2 separate regions of the Homo sapiens genome follow, and region 2 is linked to region 1. The links are chromatin loops, found by intact Hi-C in ENCODE. Cell type or tissue: thyroid gland. All regions are shown on one strand. Links, peaks and the distances in the headings refer to the core of each region. The heading gives the core; the rest is flanking DNA.

What was found. Hi-C counts contacts between places; a loop is a spot of excess contacts. Peaks named below come from ENCODE experiments on the same cell type or tissue, not always from the same donor. Only the 100,000 strongest peaks of a DNase experiment are listed, where the experiment ranks them.
Region 2: it touches region 1 in a loop (3-fold over the local background); 6 of 110 quality-filtered maps call a loop at or near these places.

What each region holds. Positions count from the first base shown.
Region 1 is chr9:96,433,507-96,449,206 of GRCh38, reverse strand. No RefSeq gene overlaps it. Among named protein-coding and RNA genes, the nearest start is that of HABP4, 8.8 kb to the left of the region's middle. In thyroid gland, for the core only: a CTCF peak has its summit at 7,193 (motif pointing left); no DNase peak of the experiment used is centred there.
Region 2 is chr9:96,496,642-96,512,341 of GRCh38, reverse strand. It overlaps CDC14B (cell division cycle 14B), which reads left to right. Exons shown (of 14, transcript NM_033331.4): 13 at 2,553-2,669; 14 at 8,553-12,229. The coding sequence ends at 8,589. Among named protein-coding and RNA genes, the nearest start is that of HABP4, 54 kb to the right of the region's middle. RefSeq lists an enhancer at 310-809. In thyroid gland, for the core only: no CTCF peak of the experiment used is centred there; DNase peaks (open chromatin) are centred at 6,555 and 6,851; H3K27ac peaks cover 2,514 bases.

The DNA.
Region 1 (15,700 bases), core at 4,843-9,842:
GGACACGTTGAGGTTTGGATATTTGTTTTCTTTTGAGATATTCAGTTGAGGCCTGGAGCTTAGAGAACGCCGGACTGGACTTCCTCCAGGAAATCTTTGCATAGGCAGCGGTGGAGACACGCTTGGCTGCCTATCCTACAGCCGTTCTTTCCCTCTTACATTTTTCCAGAGCCTGTATTTTGTTCAGGCATCATATTCCCCAGGGGAAGAGGGCCCCTTCCAGCCTCAAACTTGATTAATCATACATTATTCATTGCACCTGATTCCAATTCCTTGCCAGTAATTGGCTTAGGAATAGGCTGTGGGGCAAATCGGGCAGAACAGATCTGAGAAGTATTCTGGGAAAGTTTTTCTTGCACCTAACAAGGGATTGAGAAGGGATCTCCCCCCCTTCTGTTCCCTGGTCTTTGTTCCATGAGAAGACATGATGCCTCGGGTGGCTGTTCCTTAGCGTGGCCATGAGGATGGCAGAGCAGGATAGAGAAAGGCTAGATCCTTGATGAGGTTGAGCTGCCGACTGGACCCACTTGGGAACCTCCCTACTTGAGGCTTATGATGTAAGGTGACAGATGTGATTGCGCTTAGTTGTGTTTGCTTGTTTCATCCGAAAGCATCCAGTTAGAGCATCTTGCCAGGTGCTCTGTGACCAGCTTTTACTTTCCTTAATAGCAAAGGAATTCCTAATCCTAAATGCTGTAAAGTCTGTGTGTTACTCACTTATTGAATTTTGTGTTATTCCCAAGGAGGACAGGGATGATGCCTGTCTTATTCACTGCAGTATGTATTCCCAGTGCTTGGCGTTCTAAGCAGCTATAGAGTAGGTTTTCAGTAAATATTTGTTGAATGATTGAAGAATTTAAGATATTTGGTCATCTCCTTTTGAGTGAGCAAAGATTAATGCCTACGCTTTCTACCCAAAAGAATTAAAAGCAAGTGTTCAAACCAAAACTTGTACATGAGTATTCATAGCAGCACTATTCACAATAGCCAAAAGACAGAAACAAATAATATACATGTCACCCGATGAATGGATAAATAAAATGTGGTACAAAAAATATTATTTGGTCAAAAAGGAAGTATTGATACTTGTTACAACAGGGATGAAACTTGAAAACATTGTGCTAAGTGAAAGACGGACAAAAAGGGCCACACGTTGTATGATTCCATTTATATGAAATGTCCAGAATCTATAGAGACAGAAAGCAGATTGGTGGTCACCAGGTGTGGGGGTTGGGAGTGTTGGAAAGTAACTGCTTAATGGGCATGGGAGTTTCCTGTGGGGTGATGAAATGTTCTGGAACGAGATAGTGGAGATGGTTGCACAAAATTGTAAATTTAGTAAATGTCACTGAGTTGTACACTTTAAAATTGTAAAAATAGTAAATTTTGTGTAAAATTTAGTAAAAATAGTAAATTTTTTGTAAAAATAGTAAATTTATCTTAATGAACCAGAGTAAAAATAGTAAATTTATCTCAATGAACCAGAATCACTACATGCAACAGAGACCACACTTTGAGAAGCACTGCTTCAAGCTAAAGTTATCTTTGGTATCTTTAAACTGCTCATCACCAAACCACAACACCAAGGAATCATGATCATGTGAGAGAAGGGCCTGTCGTCTTCCCACTGGGCATCTGGAGTTAGCCTGCTCCCCTGTTTTCTTCTTATCTTCCTTACAGCATAACCAGCCACTGTAAGTTCTTAAAGCATGCCCTGTGAGCACTGCCGCCTCATTTCCAAGTCACAAATGCCCCAAATGGTTGTAAGAGAACCAACTCTCGTTGCTTCAGGATTCAGAACATCTTTAGAACTGAAATAGAGATGAGTAATCCTTACCTGGTATTAGATGGCCACAAGTTTCTTTTTTTTCTTTTTTTTCTTTGTGTGTGTGTGTGTGTGTGTGTGTGTGTGTGTGTGTGTGTGTGTGTTTGGCAGAGACAGGGTTTCACCACGTTGGTCAGGCTGCTCTCAAACTCAAGTGATCTGTCCACCTCAGCCTCCCAGAGTGCTGGGATTACAGGTGTGAGCCACCGTGCCCGGCCATGGCCATGAGTTTCTTACGGGGCTATTGACTACTGCACAATTTACTGAGAGTAAGGTTAAGCACCCTCATATTTTTTACTGATTGTTTTTTCTTCTAGGAGATTGCATCCTTAAATGCATTCCTAAAATACAACTCTACCACATTAGCATAAGTTATTCACACATTGTGTTTAATGTGGTCAGTTTAATAGACTGATCTTTTTCATAATCTGATATATGAAAACAGCTTTTAGTAATCATAATACCAAACAATAACACACATCTTATAGCATGGAAAAACAAAGCACATCAAAAATGCTGTGAAGTGTGGATGCTGAATAATACTACCAGCCCTTCCATGATTATTATATATATTCCAGTGGTTATTTATTACCACCAATGGAAATGCAGTGAAACTTAACTGTATACAAGATGTAAATTACCTTGAATTACTTAATAGAGGAGTCCCATTAGGAATAATAAAATACACTAACATCTTCCAGATTGACTTGGAATTCACAGAACCATTAATTGAGAGTTTAGACACATGTAGCTTCATTACTTTCAATTACATGCAGGGAGCAACACCTGGGTGAGAGCCAAGGAGGAGAGGCCAGGTCAGGCTGGCGAGGATGTGAGTTCTTGTTAATTACCAAAGCACTGCATTCAATCTGCTCTGTTTTGCCGCTGAATTCCTGCTCTCTCTCTCCTTACCTTTTTCTTGTCCCTAAAGTTAGGATGATTATAACCTGTCTTGCATTCTTCATATAGTTGAATGGAAGACAAGACCAAAGAAGTCAATTGAAAAAGGTAAAAATAAATCTCACTATTTTATAATTGTTTCTACTTGCATAATATATGCAAAAACAAAAGTATTTTTCCTAACTCTAAGAGGATCTGATCTTTTATGCCAGTTGAGTCAATTATGACAGGATCAATGAAGTTACATAATAGTTCCTGGTTTCACTATTCTAAGGGTGATAAGTGAGTTCAAATTCAGTTTCCCACAACAAATGAATAAAGCAAGTAGCAAGTACATAGGCTCAAAGTCAGGAGTTGTAGAACCATAAACCATTAGTTAACAATCAGGATGCACCAGAAGAACTTCTAGCAAGCGGAAATCCATTCATGATGATCAGATACACAATGTTTAAATCATGAAATAATTTCCCCAACCTGCTAATAATATTTGTATTCTTGGTGTCATTGAGGGTCTTTCCAACTTGCCTTCTTATGACAAAAGGTTACTGGATAGCTTAGTGCTTTGTATACTCAAAGCAATTGTGCCAATAGAAATTTTTATTCTCTCCCATTCCTACTATTAAAAGTTTGATCTCTAGTTGTAACTTTAATCAAGGCCAAATAAATAATTGGGGATTTAGAACTTTTTATTTCCTCATTTATTCTAGATCCTTCAAGTTGTGAGCAACAGAAAACCCATCTGGAATAAGTAAAACCAAGGACTTTGTTGGCTCAATAAAAAAAAAAAAAATCTACCAGGAACAGTGATTCGCTCCAGAAATTCCAGACCAGCCTGGAACTCCTGAGCTCAGGCAATTTGCTTGCCTCAGCTTCCCAAAGAGTTGGGATTACAGCCATGATCCACCATGCCTGGCCAACTTGACTTTATTTATTCATTTATTGAGATGGAGTCTCACTCTATTGCCACAGCTGGAGTTCAGTGGCGCAATCTTGGCTCACTTTAACCTCCACCTCCCAGGTTCAAGTGATTCTCCTGCCTCAGCCTCCCCAGTAGCTGGGATTACAGGTGTGCACCACCACATCCAGCTAATTTTTGTATTTTTAGTAGAGACAGGGTTTCACCATGTTGGTCAGGCTGGTCTCGAACTCCTGACCTCAGGTGATCCACCTGCCTCAGCCTCCCAAAGTGCTGAGATTACAGGCGTGAGCCACCATGCCTGGCCGACTTGACTTTAGTGCATGCACAGAAGTCCCAGAATTGAATCACGGGCCTATGTCTTGGGTCACACATACACCATTGAACCCAGTTGCTGTACTGAAGATCATTTAATTCTCTCATCATCCAGGCTTGATTACCAGCCCAAGCTGGAGTCTGATTGAAGTCATCACCCCCTGAACCACTGGAACTGAGAGTTGATGGGGTGGTTCCCTGAGGAAAATAAGGTTTCTAAACCAGCAGGTAGGAATAGATGCTGGGCAGGTAGCAAACAGAATTCCTTGCATGTGATGATGAGCATGAATGTGGTATTGCTGTGCCTCTTGTCACACTGGATTATTGGCCTGCATTATAGTTCTTTGTCCTTATTTCTCCTCCCTAAGGTTAGAAATAGTGTCTAATTCATTTCTGAATCCCTTCCTTCCCTTCTCTCTGGTTTCATCTTCAGTGCCTTTTATTCAGGAAATATTTGTTGTTTGGTGAATGAATTTCTTGTTTATATACATGTACTTATGACAAGTAATTTTACATGTGTTAAAAATAAAAATGTGGCTGAGTGTGGTGGCCACATTTTTACTTTAATCTCAGCACTCTCGGAGCCCAAGGCATGAGGATCACATGAGCCCAGGAGTTTAAGACCAGCCTGGGTAACACCATGAGACCCCATCTCTACAAAAAAATTTAAACATTAGCCAGCTGTGGTGGTGTACACCTGCGGTCCCAGCTATTCGGGAGGTTGAGGTTGGAGGATCACTTGAGCCAGGGAGGTTGCGACTGCAGTGAGCCATTATCATGCCACTATACTCTAGCCTGGGCAACACAGTGAGACCCTGTCTCAAAAAAAAAAAAGTAAAAATGCAGCAAATTAATTAATAGATGAGAAGCTGATAAATGCATATTATAAGACAAACAGATGTGATACTGTTTCTTTTTCTGAAAGATTTATTATTTTACACATTTGTGGATAATTGTAAGCTGAATCTTATATAGTGCTTACTGGGTACGAGTAATAATTTCTAATCATTTCTAAGCATTTTGTATCTGTTCATTTAATTCTTTTTTTTTTAGATGGAGTTTCGCTTCTGTTGCCCAGGCTGGAGTGCAATGGCGCGATCTCGGCTCATCGCAACCTCCGCCTCCCAGGTTCAAGCGATTCTCCTGCCTCAGCCTCCCTAATAGGTGGGATTAGAGGCATGTGCCACCACGCCAGGCTAATTTTGTATTTTTAGTAGAGACGGGGTTTCTCCATGTTGGTCAGGCTGGTCTCGAACTCCCGACCTCAGGTGATCTGCCTGCCTCGGCCTCCCAAAGTGCTGGGATTACAGGCATGAGCCACCACGCCTGGCCTGTTCATTTAATTCTGAACCTGATGAGGTAGATGCTTTTTCAGTCCCATGGTATGCTGAGATGAATGCCTCAGCAAGTGGAAGAGTCAGGCTCATGAACACGTCTAACTGTCATGCTCTACTGCTAAGCATTGAGCTAAAACATGGGGTGTTAGTAGGACATAGTCTCTCTCCTTAAAGACCTATGCAAGCAGGAGGCAGACATCACTGTGTATATAAAGCACTAGTTCTTAGAATCACTCTAAAGGGAACCAGTCTCAGTGGCTCACACCTGTAATCTCAGCACTTTGGGAAGCTGAGGCGGGTGGGTCATTTGAGGTCAGAAGTTCAAGACCAGCCTGGCCAACATGGTGAAACCCCGTCTCTACTAAAAATACAAAAATTAGCCAGGCGTGGTGGTGCACTCCTGTAATCCCAGCTACTCGAGATGCTGAGACAGGAGAATTGCTTGAACCCGGGAGGCAGAGGTTGCAGTGAGCCAAGATTTCGTCATTGCACTCCAGCCTGGGTGACAAGAGTGAAACTCCATTTAAAAAAAAAAAATTGCTGTAAAGGGGAATTGTGTGTAAACCCACAGCTAGATCACTAATAGAAATGATTTCAAGACAAGCCTGAGCAACACAGTGGGACCCTGTCCCTACAAAAAATTTAAAAATTAGCCAGGCATGGTGGCATGCTCCTGTGGTCCCAGCTACTTGGGAGACTGAGAGATGAGAGGATCACCTGGACCCAGGAGGTAGAGGCAGCAGTGAACCATGTTCACACCACTGCACTCCAGCCTGGGTGACAGAGTGAGACCCTGTCTCAATTAAAAAAAAAAAAGAAAATAAAATAAAATAAAAGAAAGAAAAAGAAATGATGGACTGGGCACAGTGGCTCACACCTATTATCCCAGCACTTTGGGAGGCCGAGGCAGGTGGATCATGAGGTCAGGAGATCGAGACCATCCTGGCTAACACGGTGAAACCCCGTCTCTACTAAAAATACAAAAAATTAGCCGGATGTGGTGGCGGGCGCCTGTAGTCCCAGCTACTCGAGAAGCTGAGGCAGGAGAATGGCATGAACCCAGGAGGCGGAGCTTGCAGTGAGCTGAGATGGCACCACTGCACTCCAGCCTGGGCGACAGAGCCAAAAAAAAAAAAAAAAAAAGAAATGATATGAGGATATGCTTACTGAGGCCCTAGTGGGGGCAACTGGTATACACAGACCTCCCACAAAATATCATTTTGCAGAGTGAAAGTTATACTGTGTCTGTGCTAACATTGGGCTAAGATGTTGAAATAGGGCTGTTCTCCTATTTAGACTACACTTCAGAAGTGTGTTCATAAGCTAACACCTCACTTCTTTAAGGATGGTCTGTGGACCAGCAGCTTCCACATCTGAGAACTTTTTAGAAATGCAGAATTTCAGGCCTATCCCAGAGCTACTGAATTAGAATTTACACTTTACAACATCTGTAGGAGATTCCTGTATACAGTAAAATTTTAGAAGCATGGAGCTAAAGTAAAGATACACAGTCAGAAATTAGATCTGTCAGTATCATCTGGATAGATACCCAATCGTCCTTTTTGGCTGAGGCAGTTTAGCCTTATCCAGCAGCTGGTACATTTAATGTGTTCAGCCTGGGACCTAGGCACATCATTGAAAAAGATAGCCTGACTACCGCATAGGGACGGAGGTCCCTTTGCTGGAGCGCAGGCCCCATGTGTTCTGGGGCTCCTGGCTATCCTGCCACTACTGCTTAAATTGAAAGCTGGAAAAAGTAGAAGCCTAGCAGGCCGTAGAGAAAAAAACCACTTGGGGCCAAGTGGTGAGGAAAAAAGTGTGCTCTGCAGGAGCCTGGCAAGCAAGCTACCCCAGATCTAAGAAAAGAAGTATTCTTTCTCCTCCAGTGTCCCTCTAGCTCCCTCTACTGACAGGGCTTAACATCAAACTTCTGGCAAAGGAAAACAATTTAAAAGGTCCAGCCAGATGCATTTTTCACAGTGCAGGCAATAAAGGGTGAGTTTGGTGCTGCCAGGCAATACCTTAATAACTTGCATACTATAATGTACTTAACCAGTTCCCTAGTAGTGGACATTTTAGTGTTTCCCATTTTTCACCATTCTCAACAATGTTGAGTGACTGTAGACATATATATTCTCACACTTGAATGATTATTACACAAAAATTTTAAATTGAGGAGAGGGACATGAAGAGATTTGCATCCCATTCTTGGATTAATCAATCAAAGTAGGTCCTGGGATAAATTTGGCCAGAGAAAATGTGGAAATCAGCAGCAGCCTGGATTACTTAGAGATATCCAAGGGCTTTGTTAAGAGTTGGCCACAGTTGCTTTCTTAACAATCACTGTAGCTGCTAGGAAAAATTGTCTGTTTAAGAAGTCTTTAGGCCAGGCACAGTGGCTCATGCCTGTAATCCCAACACTTTGGGAAGCTAAGGCAAGAGGATCACTTGAGCCTAGGAGTTTGAGACCTGCCTGGGCAACATTGGGAGACTTTGTGTCTACAGATAAAATTAAAAATTAAAAAATTAGCAGGGAGGCTGGCCACGGTGGCTCATGCCTGTAATCCCAACACTTTGGGAGGCCGAGGCAGGCAGATCACCTGAGGTCGGGAGTTCGAGACCAGCCTGATCAACATGGAGAAACCTCGTCTCTACTAACAATACAAAATTAGCTGGATGTGGTGGTGCATGCCTGTAATCCCAGCTACTTGGGAGGCTGAGGCAGGAGAATCGCTTGAACCCAGGAGGCGGAGGTTGCAGTGAGTCGATTGTGCCATTGCACTGCAGCCTGGGCAACAAGAGTGAAACTGTCTCAAAAAAAAAAAAAAATTAGCAGGGCATTGTGGGACATACCTATAGTCCCAGCTACTCAGGAGGCTGAGGTGGGAGGATCTCTTGAGCCCAGGAGATTGAGGCTGCAGTGAGTCATGATTGCACCACTGCACTCCAGCCCGGGGACAGAGTGAGACTTTGTCTCAAAACAAAATAAAAAGAAGTCATTATAGGCTCAAGGATTCACTTCCCATCTCAGAATGGTCATCTAAGTCCAAGCTCTTAACCAGTCGAGCCTTTCCCAGTGTAACACACCCCTACCCAGCCACACCTAGGACCATCAGAGCTCTTTCAACTCCTTCAGGTTTATTTAATACCTGAGGAGGTGCATTTTTACTCTTAGGAGATTAATTTATTCCCCTTGGGAATATTTTTAAAATTGTATTATCATATTACACATAACATTTTATAGATGTTTGTAAACAGAATTAAAACTGTTGGCCAGGCACGGTGGCTCATGCCTATAGTCTCAGCACTTTGGGAGGCCGAGGCTGAGATCAGGAGTTCAAGACGAGCCTGGGCAACATGGTGAAACCCTGTCTCTACTAAAAATACAAATATTACCCAGGCGTGGTCCAGGCACCTGTAATGCCAGCTACTCAGGAGGCTGAGGCAGGAGAGTTGCTTGAACTCAGGAGGTGGAGGTTGCAGTGAGCCGAGATCATGCCATTGCCCTCAACCTGGGCAACAACTCCATTTCACACACACACACACACACACACAAAGTGTAGAAGGCCCCATTTTCTGCATGAAAGCCTTCTTTTTCCTGCTCACCCCCACCCCAGTTCCTACCTACAAATTCCTCAGTTCAGCCTATTGGTGTTCACTTCTTAAAGAAATATCTCAATCCATTAATCAAGTGAGCACCCACATTATGCCAGGAAATCTTTACAAAGATCCTGGAAAACTGGCATCATGATCATCATTTTATACACAAGGAAACGTATGGTCAGACACCTAAATGATTTGTCTGAGATCACAGCAGTAGCAATTAGTAAAGCTGGAATTTGACCTCAGATTTTCTAAGTCTAAGCCAAAGCCACTGCCATGTTGTAAAACATATATAGGCTGGGCACGGTGGCTCAAGCCGATAATCCCAGCACTTTGGGAGGCCGAGGTGGATGGATTGCCTGAGGTCAGGAGTTCAAGACCATCTTGGCCAACATGGTGAAACCCCGTCTCTACTAAAAATACAAAAAATTAGCCGGGCGTGGTGGCGTGCGCCTGTAATCCCAGCTACTCTGGAGGCTGAGGCACAAGAATTGCTTGAACCCAGGAAGTGGAGTTTGCAGTGAGCTGAAATTGCACCACTGCACTCCAGCCTGGGCGACAGAGTGAGACTCTGTCTCGAAAAAACAAACAAACAAACAGAAAACCCCATCATATATAAATAGTCTACGGGGCAAAGACCCAGTAGACTTGCTATCTTCTACATTGGCTTAAAAGGCCTCACCATGTGCTATGGTCGCTGAAGTCGCCTGTGAAAGCCCCTCCCTGTCTGTTCTGGTCCTGGTGGTCCTTCCTTCAGGGTCCCTTCCCACAGACATCTGAACACCTCTTCACACATACAGAGCCCCCTCCTAAGTCTTTGCCCCTCTGTCCTTTGGAGTTCTCAATCCTAGCCAGGTCTTACTAGAGAGGGGACAGAGGTTACTTCTGAGGGGATGAGCCCTTCCTTCCCAACATCTTTTGGAGCTATGACCCAGCTGAGAGATTAGCAAGCAGTGAGGATGTTGCCAACCTTTATGGAGCATCAGCTGAGAGTTAGGCCTTGCATGTGCAGAAGTACAAGATGTGGACCAACCGCCCTTGTTTTTGATTATTGATCCCCAGGAGCTGGCTACCCTTTTGTTTTCTTACACATTTTTTTTTTCTGATTACAAATTTACATAGACACACACACAGGTAAAAAGAAATTCAAATATTATCAAAATATATGACCAAATATCCTTGTAATATACCCCTCCCCCATCATTATTAACAGTTTAGCATATTATTTGTTTTGCATTTTAAAAAACTGTAATAGACTACTTTTAGAGTGGTTTCATATGCACAGCAAAATTGACCAGAAAGTACAGAGCTCCATAAGCCCCCTGCTTCCACTCACAGCCTCTCCACTGCCAACATTCCCCGCCATAATGGCACACGTGTTACAATCACTGAGCCCACATCCATGCATTGTTATCACCCAGAGTGTGTAGTTGGCACTAGGGCTCAGTTGTGGGGATGCACATTCTGTGTGTTTGGACAAATGTATAATGACATGTATCTACCATTATGGTATCACACAGAGCAGGGCTGCTGCCCTAAGTAACCTCTGGGCTCTGCCTCTTCATCCCACCCTCCCCCATCAACCCCTGGCAACCACTGATCTTTTCACTGTCTCCATAGTTTTGCCTCTGGACATATCCTTCCAGAATGTCATAGAGTTGGCTAGTACAGGAGGTAGCCTTTTCAGATTGGGGAGCTGAAGAACTTGCCCAAGGTCACCCATGATGTAACATCAGGCTACACTAAACATCAGGCTCTACTAAAAATACAAAAATTAGCTGGGCGTGGTGGCATGCATCTGTAATCCCAGCTACACAGGAGCCAGCCGATTTTTATATTTTTAGTAGAGACGGGGTTTCACCATGTTGGCCAGGCTGGTCTTGAACTCCTGACCTCAGGTGATCCACCAGCCTTGGCCTCCCAAAGTGCTGGGATTACAGGTGTGAGCCACCACGCCCAACCCAGATTGGCATATTTTAAATAATTTTTTGTCCTTAAGTATACATGATTCTTTGCTTATTATTAATTAAATAGAGATAATGGCAAATATATTGTTCAGCAACCTTGTTCAGGTAAAACTATTGGCTATATTTTCTTGTCAGTGTATATAAAATATAATGATAGTAATAATAATAGCTAATATGATTGAACATTCACTATGCACCACGTGCTGTTCCACTGTAAATGTTTTCCATGTGTGTTATGGGCTGAATTTGACCCGCTAAAATTCATATGTTGAAATCCTGACCCCCAGTACCTTGAGATGTGACTATATGTGGAGATGGGGTCTTTTGAGGAAATTAAATTAAAATGAGGTCATCAGGGTGAACCCTAATCCTATATGGCTGTTGTCCTTATAAGAAGAGAGTAGGGCACAGACATGCATAAAGCAAAGGTTCTGTGAAGACAGAGGGAGAAGACAGCCAGCAGCAAGCCCAGGAGAGAGGCCTCAGAAGAATCTAGCCCTGCCAACACCTTGATCTGGGACTTCCAGCCTCCAGAACTGTGAGGAAGTAAATTTTCCATGGTTAAGCCCCCCAGCCTATGGGCCTTTGTTATGGCAGCCGGAACAAACTGACACAGTGTGTAACTCAGTTCTTCTCACCAGAGTCTTGAGAGGTTAGCACTATTGTCCCCATTTTACAGGTGAGAAAACTGAGGAGCAGGGGAGCTGAAGAACTTGCCCAAGGTCACCGGTGATGTAACATCAGGCTAGACTAAGATATTCTGTGGGCCGGGCAGGCAGAGTGGCTCACACCTGTTATCCCAGCACTCTGGGATGCTGAGGCGGGCGGATCACGAAGTCAAGAGATCGAGACCATCCTGGCCACCATGGTGAAACCCCATCTCTACTAAAAATACAAAAATTAGCTGGGCGTGGTGGCACACACCTGTAATCCCAGCTACTCAGGAGGCTGAGGCAGGAGAACGGCTTGAACCTAGGAGATGGAGGTTGCAGTGAGCCAAGATCGCGCCACTGCACTGCAGCCTGGTGACAGATCGAGACTCCGTCTGAAAAAAAAAAAAGATATTCTGTGGCAAAGAACATCTGACATCTCAGCAGTTTCACACAACAAAGGTTTATTTCTCACGCACGCAGCAAGTCTGGCAAGGGTTGGGGTGGACACATGATCCCCCCGGTTACTCAGGGGTCCAGGCTGATGGAGCCTTCATCTCAACACCCTCTCCGCTCCCTGAGGTAGAGGAAAGGGCCTGTGGTGAATCTGGCATTGATTCCTGAAGCTCTGCTGCTCAGCTGAGGCAGGTCACGAGACCACCCCTGTCTTCAAAGGGTGCACGGAAGCACAGTCCCACAAGTGTGCTGAAGGACAGAAGAACCAGGCCTCACAGCGACTGGCGACCACACAGGGCAGGCAAACCCAGACACACTCCAAAGCCTGCACTCCTAACCTGTATTCACAATACAGCAGGGTGCTGTGCGGTGCAGAATTCACTTCCTCTGAAGAGAGGCCTGGCCTTTGTGCGTGTGGCTACTGAGAGGTGACTTGGGGGTCCCTGGAATATCCTGCCTTATAGTTATTTATTTGCCTGGAGTGCTTTTGCGATCAGACAACCATAATCATGTGATTTCTGGTGGGGGCTTTGGGACATGCCCTATCAGTTGCGACCTCCGGAGGGGCAGAGACTAAAAAGGTCAGCCATGCAAACAGTGTGTGATCAAGTCCCAGTAAGAACGAGGACATCAGAGGCTCAGCTGAGCTTCCTGGGCTGGCAGTCCTCCAGTGCATTGCCACACGTGGACACCAGGCCGGTAACCATTCCTGAAGACAGGAGCGCTGCACATGGGGATCCACTATGGTTTTCGCTTGAGGTGTCTCTTCCTTTGGCTGGTTCTGAGTTGTAGCCTTCCACTGTAACAAAGCTATAACCACAAATATAACACTTTCCAGAGTTCTGTGAGTCATTCTAGTGAATTATCAGACCTGAGGGTGGTCATGGGAACCCTAATTTGCAGCTAGCTGGTCTGAATGAGGGTGGCCCAGGGAGCCCCCAAACTTGAGGCTGGTGTCTGACTTGAGGACACTCTTGTGGCACCTATCTGCTCTGACTCATCGTGGCTGTTGTCTGCAGTCTTAGGCAGACTTGGCAGTCTGAAGGACTGTGCCCTTCACCTCGAGCTTGGCTAACTCATTTTCAGATAGAACCTTTTCTTTATTTTTTTCTCTTTTGTTTTTTTCCTTGTTTTCATTCATTCATTCTCTCTCTTTCTCTCTCTTCTCTCTCTCTATTTTATTTTATTTTTTCATACAGAGTCTTGCTATGTTGCCCAGACTGGTCTTAAACTCCTAGGCTCAAGCAATCTCAGCTTCTCAAGTAGCTGGGACCATGGGCATGTATCACCATGACTAGCTATACTTTCTTAATCATATGCCAGCTTTCCTCTCCAGTTTTTTCCACCACCTTCTCCACCCTCTCATATGATCCTTACAGGACTATGTTCTACAAACATCCCTGGCTCCTTCAGGCCTCAGTGACCTCACGTATGCTGTTTCCTCTGCTTGACTTACCCTCCCTGAGCTCCTCAGGGAGACTATTCACCATTCCAGAGAAAGCTTGGAAGCCACCTTTACTTCAAGGTTGTTCGTTCCCCCACCAGAAAGTGTTAGTCCTTCCTTTTACTCTGCCTCATACTTTGTACCAGCATGTCCTGTGGGCTTTCTGTTTGATTATCCAACAAAAGTAAATATACATAAAGACAATGCAAATGAGAAGGTGTTAGGACTGTTCTGCAGAGATGGCTCACAATGAGGTACACCTCGCAGTTCTCGTGTGTTTGTGCAGTCACCTCCCTCATTGAATCTGGACTGGCTGTGACTCATGTTACCTAATAGAATGTAGTGGGAATGATGCTGTGCCAATTCCGGACCTAGCTTTTAAAAGAAATGGCAGCTTCTGCTTTCTTTTTCTTGGGATTCTCCTTGGACCCAGCTGCCATTCTGTAAGGAAGCCCAAGCAGCCACATGGAAAGGCCACTTGGAGAGGAGAAGCCCTAAAACTATATGGGGAAGGAGAAAGACTCAGCCATTCCTTTATTACTGGCAAATTTCCAGATCACTTTAGCCCCATTTGCCATCTGACTGCAACTGCCAGAGACATACAAAACAAGACCAGCAGAACTGCCTAGTTGAGCTCAGTCAACCCACGGAATTATAAGAAAATGAAATGGTGGTTGTTTTAAGTCACTTAAGTTTTGGCCTTACAGATCATTAAGCTGGGAAGTCAGTAACACAAAGATACCCAATATCCTGGGTATTTCCACAGCATAGGCAAAAATCCAAGAGGACGGGAGATGAACATCGTGAGAGAGAAGTGTGCTTTCTGTGACACAGAAGGCAGTTCAGTTCAACAAATGTCCAGCTGGAAAGCCATCTCTTCTGGTTGTTCTTCCCTGGCCAACTAAATTTTTCAAGCACTTCATGATGTGTGTAGCTTAAGTAAGCCCTTTAGGTAAAACTTCAATTTATTAAAGAAGAAAGACAAAGTTGTCTGCATGGTGAAGACATAATGATATGTAGAATGAATAAATAAAATGATCAATATTTTATTCTTAAAAATATTTGACATTTTTTAGGTAACAGAGGCATAGTAGCTTTTACTATTTATTAGAAATATTATTTTAAATAAAAGTAATCATGTAAATACAAGACATTCTTCTCACTACCTTTAATATTGGGGGAAAAGTTGAGAGTTATTGGCCCTCCTCTGGATCACTTGGGAATGAGAGAATTTGTCTTCTACACTTTTGTTTTGAGGCGGAGTTTCGCTGTTAATGTCCAAGCTGCAGTGCAATGACACGATCTCCGCTCACTGCAACCTCCGCCTCCCGGGTTCAGGTGATTCTCCTGTCTCAGCCTCCCAAGATGGGACTACAGGCGCCCGCCACCATGCCCAGCTGTTTTCTACACTTTTAAGAATGAAACTCACACCCGTAATTCCAGTACGTTGGGAGGCTGAGGTACGTGGATTGCTTGAGACCAGGAGTTTGAGACCAGCCTGGGCAACACAGTGAGACCTTATCTCTACAAAAAAGTAAAAATTAGCCAGGTGTGGTGGGGCATGCCTGTAGTTCTAGCTACTCGGGAGGCTGAGGTGGGAGGATTGCCTGAGCCTAGTTCAAGGTTACAGTGAGCTGTGATCATGCCACTCCTCTCCAGCCTGGGCGACAGAGCAAAACCCTGCCTCTTTAAAAAAAAAGAGAGAAAGAGAGAGAGAGAGAATGAGAGAATTTTTTTCTCCTGCCCCAGGGCCTTTCTACTGTTAAAGGATGTTTCTACCTGCTGTTTGCTCTGCTCAGAGCCAAGTTTCCCTAAGATGGCTCACTCCCTAAATTCTTTTAAGTCCCTGCTCAGATGTCTCCTAATCAAAGAGAACTTCCCTGACCAGCTTTTCTTTTCTTTCTTTCTTTCTTTTTTTAAGAGATGGGTTCGGTTGGGCGCAATGGCTCACGCCTGTAATCCCAGCATTTTGGGAGGCCGACGCGGGTGGATCATGAGGTCAGGAGTTCAAGACCAGCCTGGTCAAGATGGCTGAAACTCCGTCTCTACTAAAAATACAAAAATTAGCCTGGTGTGGTGGCACTCGCCTGTAATCCGAGCTACTTGGGAGGCTGAGGCAGAGAACTGCTTAAACCTGGGAGACGGAGGTTGCAGTGAGCCAAGATCGCACCACTGCGCTCCAGCCTGGGCAACAGAGCAAGACTCCATCTCAAAAAAAAAAAAAAAAAGATGGGTTCTTGCTCTGTTGCCCAGCCTGGAGTGGAGTGGCACAGTCTGCAGCCCCCAA
Region 2 (15,700 bases), core at 3,858-8,857, 64 kb before region 1:
AAAAAAAAAAAAAAAGAAAAAAAATTTTAAAAACAATTCCTTGTTTTTAGAAGTAGAATTCACAAGCCAGGGTAATAGTTGTCTTTAATCATACAATTAAGATGCATATACACTCTTCTTTTTTTTTTTTATACAAAGTCTCTATCACCTGGCTGGAGATCGGTGACACAAACATGGCTCACTGCAGTCTTGACCTCCCAGGCTCAAGTGATCCTCCTACCTCAACCTCCCAAGTAGCTGGAACCAAGGCACGCCCCACCACGCCCGGCTAATTATTATTATTATTTTATAGAGAGGATGTCTCACTATATTTTAGAATTTGGGCTTCTTAATGGTGTCTTGTTTCATGACTGAAAATCTGAGAAGCTACTTTTACTTTTGGGCATAAAGACTTGTTTGGCTGGTGGATTTCTTTGGTGTGGGAATTGCTTAAAATGTCCAGGCTGGTCTCGAAATTTTGGCCTCAAGTGATCCTCCTGCCTTGGTCTCCCAAAGTGCTGGAATTACAGGCATAAGCCACCGCAACCACCTCCTTTTTCTATTTTGTTAGAACATTCAACATATCAGATGATCACACTCTAGGAGAATTTCTGAACCAAACATTGGCTGATTTATCCAGGATTCATGTCCCTCTGTGAGACAGAAAGCTAGTTTCATGGGGCCCTCAGAAATCCTGCATGAGTAAAGTGAAATAGTGGGGAAAGCTGCCCATCCCCTTCTCCCCAGAAGGCTTGGGACCGCTGGCCCAGACAAGCTCCAGGTTATGCTCTGGTTGCGGAGTCTCGCTCTTTGGCCCAGGCTGGAGTGCAGTGGCACGATCTCGGCTCACTACAACCTCTGCTGCCCAGGTTCAAGCAGTTCTCCTGCCTCAGCCACCTGAGTAGTTGGGATTATAGGCACCTGCCACCACACTCGGCTAATTTTTGTATTTTTAGTAGAGACGGGGTTTCACCATCTTGGCCAGGCTGCTCTTGAACTCCTGACCTCGTGATCCAACCACCTCGGCCTCTCAAAGTGCTAGGATTACAGGTGTGAGCCACCGTGCCCAGCCTCTTGTTGCTTTTTTAGTGATGAGATGTTTAGCATTTTACTAAATGTTGGATATGCTTTGGTTTGGGTCATGCTAAGGTTGTAGAAATTTATTAATCTTAGCCTATTTTAAGGCCCTGTCTTTGGTATATTAGCCAGCATGGTGGTAGCTGAGGCCCGTGAGGTGGGATGCTCACTAATTGTAATGGTTCAACTTTTTACTCCTTTGAGCTGGGTTCTCATAAGTTGTTATTGGCTTTCTCACCTTTATGTTTGAATAGGAGAGAAGAAAGCTTGTTAAGTCAGTATTTTCTCTTTCAGAGAATTAAAAGTTGGTATCTATAAATGTGTGTATATGTGTTTAGTTTGTCATTGATTATCTCTTGAAGAAAAGAATTGCATATAGGCCTGGTGTGGTGGCTCACACCTGTAATCCCAGCACTTTGGGAGTAAGTGAGGTGGGCGAATCACCTGAGATCAGGAGTTCGAGACCAGCTTGGCCAACATGGCAAAGCCTCATCTCTACTAAAAATACAAAAATTAACCAGGTGAGGTGGTGGGCGCCTGCGGTCCCAGCTACTCAGGAGGCTGAGGCAGGAGGATCGCTTGAACCTGGGAGGCAGAGGTTGCAGTGAGTCGAGATCACGCCACTGCACTCCAGCCTGGGCGACAGAGCAAGACTCCATCTCAAAAAAAAAAAAAAAGAATTGCATATAAAATCTTTTGATGTCTTCTGCTGTTTTCCCTATAACAATTTAAAGAGGAAAGAAAAAAAAAAACCAAAGGACCATCTGCCTCTTAAAGGACATTCCGTGTGGCCTTTATCTCAGGATGTTCTTTTCTGATTCATCGTGTGCTTCCTCCTGGGCAGCCTACTCTCATATGCACCAGTTTCTCAAGCTTTTTAGAGTTTAATTAAGGCAAGCTTTACAAAATTTAAGTGTTTTCACTTTCATTTTAGTGGCACTTGGAGATTTAGTAAGTGTTATATATAATTCAGGCAAAACTCATATTTTGCTTAAACACTTTCTAAAATTTTGAAACGTTATATAAAATTAGTATTGATTTAGTGGATTATTACCCATACTTACAGCTTTGAAGAGTGAATATTGTATAGTTATTTCCTAAATTTATGTTCCTATTCTTTAGAATTTGAGCTCTTAATGGTGTCTTGTTTCATGACTGAAAGTCTGAGAAGCTACTTCTACTTTTGTTGGGCACAAAGATTTCTTTAGCTGGTGGATTTCTTTGGTGTGGGAATTGCTTAAAATGCCAAGTCATTCGCCTTCCAGGAGCAAAGCCCTCTGGTTGTCTTTGTGTAACCTTCAAAGAGAAACGAGATGCTTCATTTTAAAAGGCCTTGATGTGAAAATGTGTTTCAGATTTTTTTGGTAAATGTGTTGATGGAAAATCCTCTCAATTCTCAAGATAATTTGCACTAAAGTGCAAAAATACTTTCCTCTGTCAAGTATTTGCAAATGGTTTCAGTGAATATAATCTTATTTTTTTCCAACTATTTTCAGAGTAATTCTTCAATCCAGTGTTCAGAGCTGTAAAACATCTGAACCTAACATTTCTGGCAGTGCAGGCATTACTAAAAGAACCACCAGATCTGCTTCAAGGAAAAGCAGTGTTAAAAGGTGAGAAAAGAATCCTACTCTTCTGAAAAGTTGCAAGCGTTTGTTTTCCAGTTTAATATTTGGACCCTACCTCTGGAGACTGACATGAAATTAGGAGAAAGTAGAGTCTCTGTGATGGGAAATTCATCAAATGTGTATTCCTTGTTCATTATCTAAGAAAATCTGGACCATTTTAATGTAGGCTTTTGTTTTGTTTTTTAGAAGTAATTCTCAACACTGGAAGTATGGTCTCTGGGTCATGATATGGGAAAGTTTTAAGTTAAGAATTTCCAAAGCTGGCTGTCAGGACTTGGAGGACATTTTTCTAGGTGTATATCAGATACAGCATCATTGCTGGACGATTAGCTGCAAATGAATGTGATGGTAGAAATGAGATAACCAGAGAGTTTGAAGATCCTTCTCTACCTAGTGACTCTTTGTCCTCTTGGCCACAGCCCACACCCGAGGCACTAGTTCTTTCACTGTCGTCACTGTCTTCAGTGAGTGTAGGCAGAATTTCACAAGGAAACCAATGTGTTCTGTGGCCACGTCGGTGACTCTGTTGTCTTTGGATATTTCTCATGAAGTGGACATGTCATTTTTAAAGTATTCTGAAAACAGATCCCATCTGAAGAGAGAATAAATAGCCCAGGAGTGGAAGTGGGGATAGATGGCTCAGGAGTAGAAGGGGGCACCTTTTCATCGTTGCCTGGTGTTGGCAGCCCATGCAGTCCTGTTTCTGTCCTCCTGGTAAAAACGATCTCTTCTAATAGACATGAGCGACCTGAAGATAATCAGAACCAGACTTTAAAATGTCCTGCACGTGTACCCTGCTTCTTTTCAGCTTCCCTGCCATGTATATCCGAGGCTTTGGGCCTAGGGGCCTTATCAGTGTGAAATTAGTCCCCAGTGCAAAGCAGCCAGTCTCCCAAGAGACCTTGGCAGAGCTGGGAGTTCTGTGTGCTTTGCCTTTTGAAGACTCATTCAGCTCTGCCATGTCTCCTCTACACTGTTTTGTACAACCTTACTGCACACTTAACACTCGCATGGGGATGCAGCAGTGCCCCGGCATAAGGATTGGAGGACTGTCAGGCACTGACTCATGATTCCAGGATTTAAAATTTTTCATTAGAAATGTACCAAATATTCCTATTTCTTTACTGTTTGATTCTTCTTGAGAAGAATATTAGAGAAATACTGACCAAAGGTCAAAGATTTCGGTACATTGGAACAATAGCGGAGTGTTATTTATAACAGTGAGAAACAGGAAATGGGCTCAAGATTGTTACATTATGCCAAATGAATTGGGAGTCATACATTTAGTTTAGTACACGAAGCAGTAAGTGAAAAGAGCCATGCATAACAATTCTGAAGTATGGGCCGGGTGCGGTGGCTCGCGCCTGTAATCCCAGCACTTTGGGAGGCGGAGGCAGGTGGACCACTTGAGGTCAGGAGTTTGAGACCAGCCTGGCCAACATAGTGAAACCCCGTCTCTACTAAAAATACAAAAATTAGCCAGGTGTGGTGGCAGGCACCTGTGGTCCCAGCTACTCGGGAGGCTGAGGCAGGAGAATCGCTTAAACATGGGAGGCGGAGGTTTCAGTGAGTCATGATCACACCACTGTACTCCAGCCTGGGCGACAGAGTGAGACTCTGTCTCAAAAAAGAAAAAAAAAAAATTCTGAAGTATGACTCTAATTTTGTAAGCGTAAGTATACTATATATGTATAGAAATATAGAGATGTATAAATATTTATATACCTACAATACATCTGTATTTATAGATGAGTAAGTTTCTATATATGCATAGAAATAAGACAGGAAAAATATGCTATGATACTAATAAAAGTTCTGGTTGGTGGGACAGTTGGGATTTTTTTCTTTTTTATCGTCTTATTTTCCAATTTTTCTACAATAAATGAAGGGAAATGGGAGTGTTTTAACTGACACTTTTTGGTGAGCCAAGCTATTAAAAATTCAGGCTGGGCGCGGTGGCTCACGCCTGTAATCCCAGGACTTTGGGAGGCCGAGGCAGGTAGATTATGAGGTCAGGAGTTCAAGACCAGCCTGGCCAAGATGGTGAAACTCTGTCTCTACTAAAAATACAAAAATTAGCTGGGTGCAGTGGCGGGTGCCTGTAATCCCAGCTACTCGGGAGGCTGAGGCTGGAGAATCACTTGAACTTTGGAGGCGGAGGTTGCAGTGAGCTGAGATCGCGCCATTGCACTCTAGCCTGGGCAACAGAGCAAGACTCTGTCTCAAAAAAAAAAAAATCAAATAAAAAGCCTATCGTTGATGACAGTTAATTGTTAATTTTGACATGTCTTGAAGGGGCATATTCTTTTTAGGTATGAGTGCTCAGGCTTTTTTTTTTTTTTTTTTCCTTTGACATGGAGTTGCCCAGGCTGGAGAGCAGTAGTGTTTTCTCGGCTCACTGCAAACTTCGTCTTCCAGGTTCAAACCATTCTCCTGCCTCATCCTCCCGCCTCATCCTCCCAAGTAGCTGGGATTACTACTTGTGGGTGGCATGTGCCACCACACCTGGCTAATTTTTGTATTTTTAGTAGAGACGGGGTTTCACCATTTTGGCCAGGCTGATCTTGAACTCCTGACCTCAAGTGGTCCACCTGCCTCAGCCCCCCAAAGTGCTGGGATTACAGGCGTGAGCCACGGCGCCCGGCCGCTCAGGCTTTTGTTAACAGCGTAGTGTGTCTTGCACATTTAATTCTGCTGTTTGCTTTTTTAGATTATGCTTTTTAGGTTACAGAAGAGTAGAGTCCGGGAGCCTGGCTGGCACTTGCCAGGTCATATCGTCTTCCTGTGAGGAAGGAAGGGCTGGCCTTGCCTCTGTTTTTCTATCTAGGTCTCGTTGCGTTTTCATGTCACTCTAGTAACCTGAACTCCTGCCTCTCTGGAGAAGTGGTTCCTGGTTGCAGCAAGCATCTGCCTCAGGTCCCTGGCAGGGATGCTTTGAGGGTCCTAAGGTAGATTTCAGAGTCAGTAATCTGGACTGAATGTTGAAATGACCCAAAGCAGCTTCCAGGAATTTGGGATAGTTCTGAAAACCAAAAAGACTTCTTTTAAATTCCAAAATGGACTTTCAGAGATGATGTGGAGAGCAAAAGGAGTCTAACAGTGAGGATTAACTGGGACTCACAGTTTATTTCCCCACCTTCCTCTAAGTGGGTTCTTTCTTTGTGCCTCTTTTGGGACTTTGTCCTGTGTTCACATCACCCTACCTGTTATCCACCTACAGCTTACAAAAGAAAGGCAAATTATGTATAGGTTTTAAGAATTGGAGTTAGCCAAGCTGTAGCCTGGAGCTTTTATCCTACTGAATATTATTCATAATATCATACTAAATAGTATTCATTTCTGTTTGGAGGGCAAGAGGGAATTAGTATATTGGTGCACGGTCTGATTCTGGACAAAATAGTATGAGCTAAGATTGTTGAGTAAATTTAAAGTATTGAGTTGAAATCTTTAAACAGCAGTAGAAAAAAAAATAGAGCACCCTTTTGGGGTCCTTTCATCCCTACCTGCAACGTAGCAGGTTTACCAGTTCCTACTGGTTTGTCATCATCTCTGCGGCACATGGGAACTTGACCTTCCATTTTCATGTTCCTTGGCATCCAGGATGAAGACTCCACCCAAACTCGCTTTGCGCTTAATTGGTGCTTTTGATTTTTGGTTTTACTGAGAGGCTCTTCAGCTTTGGGGAACTTTTTCAAAAACGTCAAAAGAGCAATTACTTGGGGCAGCTGAAAAAATAGGAGTGATGTCTTAACTATTTGTCTTTGGGAAAAGGTGCCACTGTTTCTCACAGAAGATGACTATCCCCTCGTGTATCCATTTGAAGCTGTGCCACATCGAAACCTAAATCTCATGTGGCCACAGGTCTGGGACGGCGGCCAGGCAGCCTGTGTGGCCCTCGGTCCTGCCAGGGCTCTGTGTGGCACCTTCTCATTCCCTTCCCTGAGTCTGGAGAGGGAGGTGAGTGGGCTTCTCTACCTCCCACTTCCTGTTAGAGCTATAAATCCATGCTAACCTTTCTCTTTTAAGAATTAATAAATCCAGTGAATAATTGGCTCCGTTGAATCGGCCTGTTTTCAGTGTTCTCACATGACCTCTCTGAAGAGCTCTCTTAGAACAGTCTTGGAAATTTCATCATGCCCCGAGTGAGAGCCTGCAGCCACCTCATTTGCTCGCATTCACTCATGTCTTCACGCAGCCCTTCCGCTGGTGCGTGTTTGTTAGCTTATGCTGTTTCTTTTGGGCAGGCTCTTCTTTTTTTAAAATGATAACTTCATTCATTTTCTAAGAAACTGGCATGTACAAGTTACTTTAATTCTGAGTTGTATCACTAGGAACCATCACTTTCTGCTGCAGCTGCCAAACCAAACCTAAGGTCCGGGGCTCTGGAGTGCTTTGTACCTAATTCTTCATATTGTGGGGGCTGGGGAGAGAAATGCTCAGGTTCTTTCCTTAGCATCTTTTTTTTTTTTTTTTAAATGAGACAGAGTCTCACTCTGTTACCCAGGCTGGAGTGCTGTGGTGCGATCTTGGCTCACTACAACCTCCACCTCCCAGGTTGAAGTGATTCTCCTGCCTCAGCCTCCTGCATAGCTGGGAATACAGGCGTGCATCACCACGCCTGGCTAAAAATTTTCTTCTGTATTTTTAGTAGAGATGAGGTTTCACCATGTTGGCCAGGCTGGTCTTGACTCCTAACCTTAGGTGATCTGCCTGCCTCGGCCTCTCAAAGTGCTGGGATTACAGGTGTGAGCCACGGCGCCCGGCCTCTTTCCTTAGCTTCTAAAACCACGAGTGTTTTCAGGAGCCCTTCAGTTGGGAGCAGCTGCATCTAGGACCTCTAACTTCTTCAGTGTTCTCGGGTGGCTTTGCTGGTGTCACACCTGCCACTGCCTCTTGACCCTCAGAGTCTCAGATCTGGGCACCTGTTCCGTTGCCTCTGGGTGTTAATTTTTGGCTACTGCCATTATCTCCAAAGTCCATCAGGAGAGGAGTCCCAGAAGGTTGTCTCCAAATGTTTCTTTGTAAAATACTGTTTCTCTCCAGTGTTTTAAAATATTAATGATCCTTTGAAATTCCAGATATTTTCCCACTTGTCTCACTAGCTGGTCTGGATCTTTGACTCAGTGCTCTGTTGGGATCTCTGAAAACGAAATGATCGATTCAAACGCTTCTCCTTGAAGAGCGCAGCAGCAGCAGCATCGGGCGAGGAGCCCTCCAGATTGGAAGTGGTTTTTCTGACTCTTATTTTGGTTTTGTTTGCTTTCTGAAAGTTGTTACTGACCTGAAAGTGTAGCGTCGTGAACTGGGGAAGGAGAGAAGAGAGGCAGGATGAGAATCGTGGAGTGCGGAGGCAGGTAGCCCGTGGGGTGCCTCCTGTGCTCGGTGGAGCTGGAAGCCGCTTAGGTGCCAGAGCTTTTTCTGTGACCAAATTCTGGCTTTTGAAATAACCCAGTAACAGTTCTCTATCTTTTCATTCTGCCCGCTCCTCCCACAGCCTGGTCCCTCAGAGGAAAGGAAGGACAAGGAGTGCTTTGCAGCACGTGCCCCTGGCGGCGTCATGGTACTTTCCTGGCCCTGCTGCCCCTGCCCGTCCGTCTTTTATGATTTTTATTTACTCGTATTGGTTTTTTTAAATTTCTATTTTTTGCAGAACTGAGCCTTTTTCTGCCCTGCCTTTCTCCTGTTTGTCTTTCCTTTGTGGTTGATATTGTGTTGTCTTCTCCAAAGTATTTGTCATTAGAAACTTACAGCAAGCGTATACTTTTTAGCATGTCAGTATTTTTATTATGTTGCCCTCCTTGTCTTTGATAACTGCCTGTGGACGCTGTGTAAACTTTCTGGTAAAAATCCTTTTTTTTCCCCCTGTAGTCTCTCCATTTCAAGGACTAAAACAGTCTTGCGTTAAGTAAAAACCTGTGACCAGAGCTGAAGGAAGACTCTAGGACTGAAAACTGCAACAGAAATTAGCACAATTTGAAAACAAAACAAAATTGCAAAAGCCTTAGTTGCTTTTTCCACCTAAGAAGTTGATCAATGGAGAAAATGTCCACTGGAGTTTGAATAATGAACTTTGAGTTTGGGTGCAAGCAAATGACTCAGAGAAGGGTCCAGCTCTCAAGCTGAATGACAAACATGCTGTTGTAAATTTAGTCTCAGGTGTAAATACCCAAGCCCTCTGGTACCCAGGGAGCTGGCTGGTCTGTGGTGCATGTGTGTCCCTGTGATGGCAATCATTGTAGTTGCTGGCCTTCAGAAGAATTGAGGATCTGATGGAGGTTTTTTATGTATTTATTTTCTGTTCACCTTGTGACCCTGTGTCAAAATTTATAAAGATACAAAAGGCATTACTGAAATGGTACTTTCTGTAATTTGATACTATTTGGCTTAATCATCTTCACTTGACTATTTGTAATACTGTTGTAATGTTAACTCTGTTAAGTACCCAAGCTGCTTGTCTTCCACCAAAGAGTGCTTTATTAACAAGAATCTGTGAAAATCACATTTAAACACTGTTGCATGTTGTAAGACCAGGTGGTACCTTAGTAACCTAAAACTTGCAAGAGAATATTAATGGTAGCTTTAGAAGACTCAGGAGGAGAAACTGACTTCAGAGTTGGAAGATGTTGCAAGTCGTTCCTTTTTCTGTCCTTCAGGGACTGAAGAACTGGGAGGCTGCCCATTGTTTGGTTGCCAGTCATACAAATTAAAATCATATTTCCTTCCATGAATGGAAGAAACACACTATTGGTTTTTCCCCTTGGAAACAGCAATCCCAAATAATGTCGGCTTACAAAAAAAAAAAGTTACCACTTTTTTAGAGTCCTTCCCTGTAACATTGGATTTTTTTTTTCCCTTATGAGATCCACCTAAGGCCATTGACGTGGCCTGCGATCTCAGTGACAATGATCTGCTTCTGGATCTCACTGTTGCCTTTGGTTAGGGAACACAACTAGTAACTCTGCAGAGTGCCTTCTCCCGCAGCCCTACTGGAACACAGCAGAGTCTGTGCCATGAAGCAGTTACAGAAACAGAATTGATGTGCTGCTAAAAAAAAAAAAAAAAATGGGGCCCGAAATAAAAGAATATATAGTACTCACCTCAGTTCCTTCCATAAGAAGTGGGTGGTTTAATGATTGTTAAGCCATTTTTGCCTGTGCCGGGAGCATGGAGGGCTGAGATGTCGACAGGCAGTGGGAAACAAATGCCCTCCTAAGCCACAAGGCGTGCGCCAGATTAGTAGGCAACTCCATTTTAAGAAGCTGCCTTTTTCACAAAACTGGAAGAAATAAAAGCGGTTGGAATAAACAAGTTAAAAGTCTTTAATGCAAAAAGTAATTGAAAGGCAGTGCCTCCATTTTGGTGTACTTTCTTGGAAGAAAGTATAAAATTGACCGGCATCATGAGAGACGGAAGATGCCGTGTTCTCAGCCAAACAAGCAACTCTTTCCCCGCCAGGCACTGTCGGGTGGGGTCAGGCCAGCTTTTAAACACTGGGGACTGGATCACAGAAAAACAGTGGTTTTCTGTCCCTGGAAATGAATAGGCACAAAGACCCACTTGGCTGTGGGCAGACTACTCTTCAATAAGATTTGGGTGGGAGGAGGAACATTCCTTTTGCTATTTTGAGCTGAGACAATATAAATATTCAAACTGTGCCATGCATAAAGCATTGAATTCTCAGGGCACCTCTTCTTCCCCTTACCCCTTTTAAGGCCATCCCCTCCATTAATAATAATCCAGGTAGTTGTGAAAATCGTGCTTCTATCTGATCCCTTCTTAGTTTGGCTTTTCATCCCATCAGAACAAGTAAACGTAGGCGCCACAGCTCTTGTGAGTACTGTCTCCCTCACGGTGAATGAGCCTCCTGGTGTTTCGTCCAAGAAAAGAAAGGGTGTCACTGGAACCACAGCCCTTTTTCATTTTATAAACTGCCTCTTCATGTTGCCTGCTCAAGTTTCCACCTAGAATTGCTATCACTGTGGCTCTTTCTAAAAATCTTTCTATTTAACTGGTTCACTGAAATTAGTCATAGAAAACTTGTGATTTGGTGAAGAGGCATTCCTTGTAATAACCAAATGACTTGGGATGGTGTGCATAGCAAGGGCAGTGTTACACTTATGAGGACTGTCTCTAGCATCCAGGAAGTCTCTGGGTCTGAGGGATGGAAAGTTCTTCCTGCTATGAATGAGAGTGGACTCTTCCCCTCACCCCCAACTGAAACCACAAACAACCAGAATCTTCTGGAATTCTGACTTAGAGTCGTTGTTATAGAAGACCTTGTTGCTATGGAACATGAAACTGTGTGTCAGATGGAGAGATCCCCTTAACCTAAGAGCCTTAAATAGCCCTGAAAGTACACTGGGACGGTTTGCGATGGAATTAAAATTGGAAGTGAATATTTTTAGGTGCTCTTGAAGCTTTCTGGGGACTCAAAATTATCAAAAGTCAGGGACAGTCCGGAGGAAGAGCGTCTGCAAAACTGGGTTCCTAGAAGTATAGACGGACTTAGCTTTTTGTAGAATTTGGTGAGGAGCAGCGCCTCGTGAGAGCAGAATGGCCTGGCGTGGCCAGTGCTTCCCGGCAGCACGCAGCTCTGCGGCCTCCAGAATTCCCCTGTTCTGAGCTTGATGCCCCTAGCCTGTCCCCTACCTACTTCCTCCCCTCCTCTCTAGCCCTCTCACAGGGGTGATTGCTACCTCTCTGTTTTCTTGGGCCTAGGCAAGTTTTAGAGGAGTTCCCAAGCATTGTTATGAGGCCAGTGTGCTCGCTGGGCTGGGCGGGATGGCCTGGGCTTGTGTGTGGCCTGAGGGCTCTCCTGGGGCCTTCTCTTTTCCCAGTCACCTTTGGAGCCACAGAAGCAGTGCACTCATTGGATGTCTGTTCTTAACACAGCTTCTCTTTCTACATTAAAAAAAATCATTATTGCATTTTGGAAAGCAGTGCTCATCAAAAGCAACTTTTAAAACCTATTTTATTGTTCCTTTAAATGTTCTCTCCCGCTGAAACTGCCCTGGAGAGGCTATCTGCTGCTCTTCCATTTACCCACATCAGGTTATTCTCCATGTCACTCAGTGGAGATGACTCCAGATGTGTTTAAAGACTGGACAATTCACCTATACTGTGTAGGAAATTACCTCCTTAATTACCTGGTAGAATTGTCAGCAGACATGTTCATCCGATGATAGTACTGCAGTTTTCTATTAATAATTTGCAGACTTTTATCTAACCTGCACTCATGTACAGATTATTAAAAGTTTTAAAATGTAACTGATCAGTATTGATCAATCATTGTCTTGATTTTTTTTTACAGCGTATATTTCTAATCATATTTTTTAAAGCCAAGAGAACTGGTTGAATGAATGTTTATTTTCCTGAAGGTATTTTTAAGATAAAGCTTCCTAATGGCGTGTAAACTTTGCATATGTATGTAGTTTGATACATATTGTCACATTTGAAAATCTTGTGGGTTGTAACTGGTTTTATACAAAATATCGAATAGTGGAAATTGTATAATTACAATCATGTAATTAAAAGTATTAACCCAACAGCCTTTTTGTTTATTGTGTTACTTACCAAGCATTTTGAATTCTGGTAGGCAGTGGGTTAGATCATAAAGCAGAGGTAACCCGGAATCTGTGTAAGTTTTCTAGGACGGCCATAATGGAATACCCCAGACTGGGTGGCTGACACAGAAGTTCATTTCCTCACAGTTCTGGAGGCTGCAAGTCCACGACCAAGCTGTGGGCGGGCTTGGTTTCTCCCAAGGCCTCTCTCCTGGGCTTGGAGGCGCTGCCTCCTCGCAGGGCCTCTCTTTGGTGCCTGCGTGGCCCTGGTGCCTCTCTTCCCCTCTACTCCCCTCTCAAGAGGACACCAGTCAGATTGGATTGGGGCTTACCCCGATGGCCTCATTTTAACTTCACCACGTCGTTAAAGTCCCCATGTCCACATAGAGCCACATCTGAAGGGGCTGGGGTTAGGGCTTTAGTGTTTGAATCTGGAAGTTAGTCCAGCCCCCTTCTGTAGGGTAAGGTGGTGAGTGACAGGGGGCTCCTGCTGCCAGGCCATTCCTCACACCCCAGCACCAGCTCACACAACACAAAGTTTTGACTTTCTGCAGACCTCTAAAGATAAGACTTAAGTCAGTCAGGCTCTTGGGATCCTGCAGGGCATTTTGCCTGCCAAGGTCGGGCGGCACCGGCCCCAGCACCCTCCCCAGCTTGTGGTCCAACCCCGGACGCCAGACCCCTGCTTTCTACCTGCCTTGCCTCTGGTGCCGGGCAGGACCCCAAGGGCTCAGTGTCCACACCTCACACACAGCTTACTGCTGAGACTCAAGACCCTGTGTTCTGTCGAGTTCTACCCAGTTCCCCCAAGGAGCTGTGCTTGGATTCACACTGGGTTACAAGTGTCCAAAGTAAAAACCAGAGACCTGCCTTCTCGCCCCTCTCCCGACTCCACACCACACATGACCCCCCAGAGTGTTCATTTGCAGACCCTGGCTCTGTGGGAGCTGTGGCCTCTCCCTGCCCCTCCATGGCTTCCCCTGAGGCCACTAGAGCTCTCCCCTGACCCACTAGAGCTCAGGCAGCTGGCGCCACCACGCAGCTCCGTGAAGTCCCTGAGTGCTGCAAAGGGGCCGGCTTGGAGGCATTGTTTGAGATGAAACCACGAGGCATGTCTGTTCCTCCTGGGGGGCTGGGCCTTCTAGGCCTGTGGCTGGGAGGCAGCAGGCTGCAGGGACCCCTGGTCCTTAGAGACTTGTCTCCTTCCCTGTCATCTAGAGCCACTCGGCCCAGGGCCCATCCACCTTGTGCGGGATTTGCTCATCCCCTCTGCTTCCATTGCTTAAGTGAAATGGAAATGAAAAGAATCCCTACCTTAGCAGTTGGTATGAGAGTTAAAATAACACGTGGAAAGTGCTTAAAACAGTATCGGGGCATATCTTTCAATTCGCTACTTTGTCATATATTTTAGGTCATTTTCTCTAGATAATTGGGGAAAGAATGACTGATAGCAGATTACAGTCCCTCAGTTTCTGATATTTTTGGTACCTGCAGCATAATTTTATGCACAGGTAATGGTGTAAACATTTAAAAAGAGGTCACGTAAACTATTTTGCCTTGAAGTGGGGACCCACACGCTGAAGCTAAGTCTCGAGAGTGGTTGTTCAGAGGCAAGCTTGGGCCATGGGAGAGGAGCTGCAAGGGACCCTTCCCGCGGCCCCTCAGTGGACTGAAATACAAGTTGCCGTGGAAAGTGCAAGTCCCACTGGGCGTATCTGCCCCAGCTCCGCCACTTCTGTGGCCTTGGGGACCCTTGATCTGCTGGCCGAGCCTCACTTAGTTCAGTGGTACAATTGGACTAGTGAGCACCTAGCGTTTGGTTTAACAGAAGTACGTGGCTGTGCCTTAGCTGGGGGACTGTGACATCAACTTTGCCGTCTCCCCCTCCTCTGTGTGTCTAAGTGCAGCTATGGGTGCATTGGAAAGGAGCATCTAGGGAGGAATTCTCCAAGAACACGAGCTTTAGCTCCTCTGTAGCACGCCCTGACTAGCTGCCACACTCTCCCGGTTGACGTCTTACTGTCAGAGCACTGCATCCGTGTTCTGCAGAAATTCTTCCTGGGCGGTGCTGGCTATTTCCTTAGGATAAATTCTTACAAAAGGGGTTTCTGGGTCAAAAATTTGTAAGACGTTAAAGCTTTTGCTGTACACTGTGTGAAAAAGCAGCTTGGTACAATTGTTGAGAACATGCATTCTGGGCCCAGGCTGTTTGCAAACCTAAGTGCTGCCACTTAGCTTAGATTTGGGCTAAGTGACTTAGGCTCCCTAAACCCGTTTCTTCTCTGAAATGGGGATGGCAGTATCCATCTTAGAGGGTTGTGTGAGGATGAAATGAAAAGTTAATATTTTTCATAGCTGAGAACAAGTGTCTGGCACACGCTAAGAGCCATATATATTTTGCCTAGTAAAAAAAATAAAATTAATGCTGTCCAGGAGAAGTGTAAAAATGCACAGTCGCCGCTGCCCGCTCCTCTCCCGTTAGCAGCTGTTGTGACGCTGGTGAGCTGCTCAGTTAATAGCAGGACGCTGGCCTCAGCGCCGTGGGTAGGGGGTCACGCTCACTGTCCTGCTGTATTATGTCGTCCTAGCTTTAGCTTTTCCACATTGATTTTGGGCATTTTGTCTTCCAAGCGGTTGGCGCAGCCTGCCCTTACGTCCTAGCCTCCCTGTGTCTATCCGTTTATTGGGGGAGAAATGGATCCCCCTGAGCAAAGCCTTCCGGATTCCTCCCCAGCGCCTCGGGGGTCCCTGGCCTGTGTGGGAGTGGGGGGCCTCCCGCCTCTGCCTCCCCGCCCCTGCCTCCCCGCCTCTAACCCCGCCTGACTCTTTGGCAGCAAGTCTGCATGGCTTTGACACGCTTCTGGACGACGCGTGCTGGGTCCACACCTAAATCCCCAGGTAAGGAGGCCCCGGCCTGGCCGCGGAGGCTCTAATGGGCCAAGTCTGTTTCTAAAGGGGTAGACGACTCCGCGTGGGAGGGCCACCGTGTGCTTTGTGCGTTGTGGGACTCGGGGAGGACAATGGTTTCTCCTGGCCCTGGGTGTGTTTCTCTGTGTTAAACGACGTCTTTTCAGGCGGGGCCGTTCTCCCTGGCGTGGGACTCCGGGGAATGCAGCGTGTCTGGCGTCCTGGCACCCGCCTACTCGGTGCCACCGGACGGTCCAGGCCCCCATGCGTTTCCCTGGCCCCGGGCTGTTGCTGCCCCCAGCTGGGAACGGCTCACTCGCTTCCAATGCCGCTTGTCCTGGGCAGTACACAGGACAGAGAAGCCGCCTCGGTGCTCTCGGGCCGGCGGGCAGAGGAAGGAGCTGGAGGAAGGGGCTTCTCGGAGGGAGGGCGCGGGACGGGCTCCCCGGGAGCGGGTCCGCTGCACCTCCTCCAGCGGGGACTTCAGGGTGGCCTGGGCGGTGGAGCCAGCGGGGTCTCCCTTGCCTGCGCCTGGATTGCGGGGTC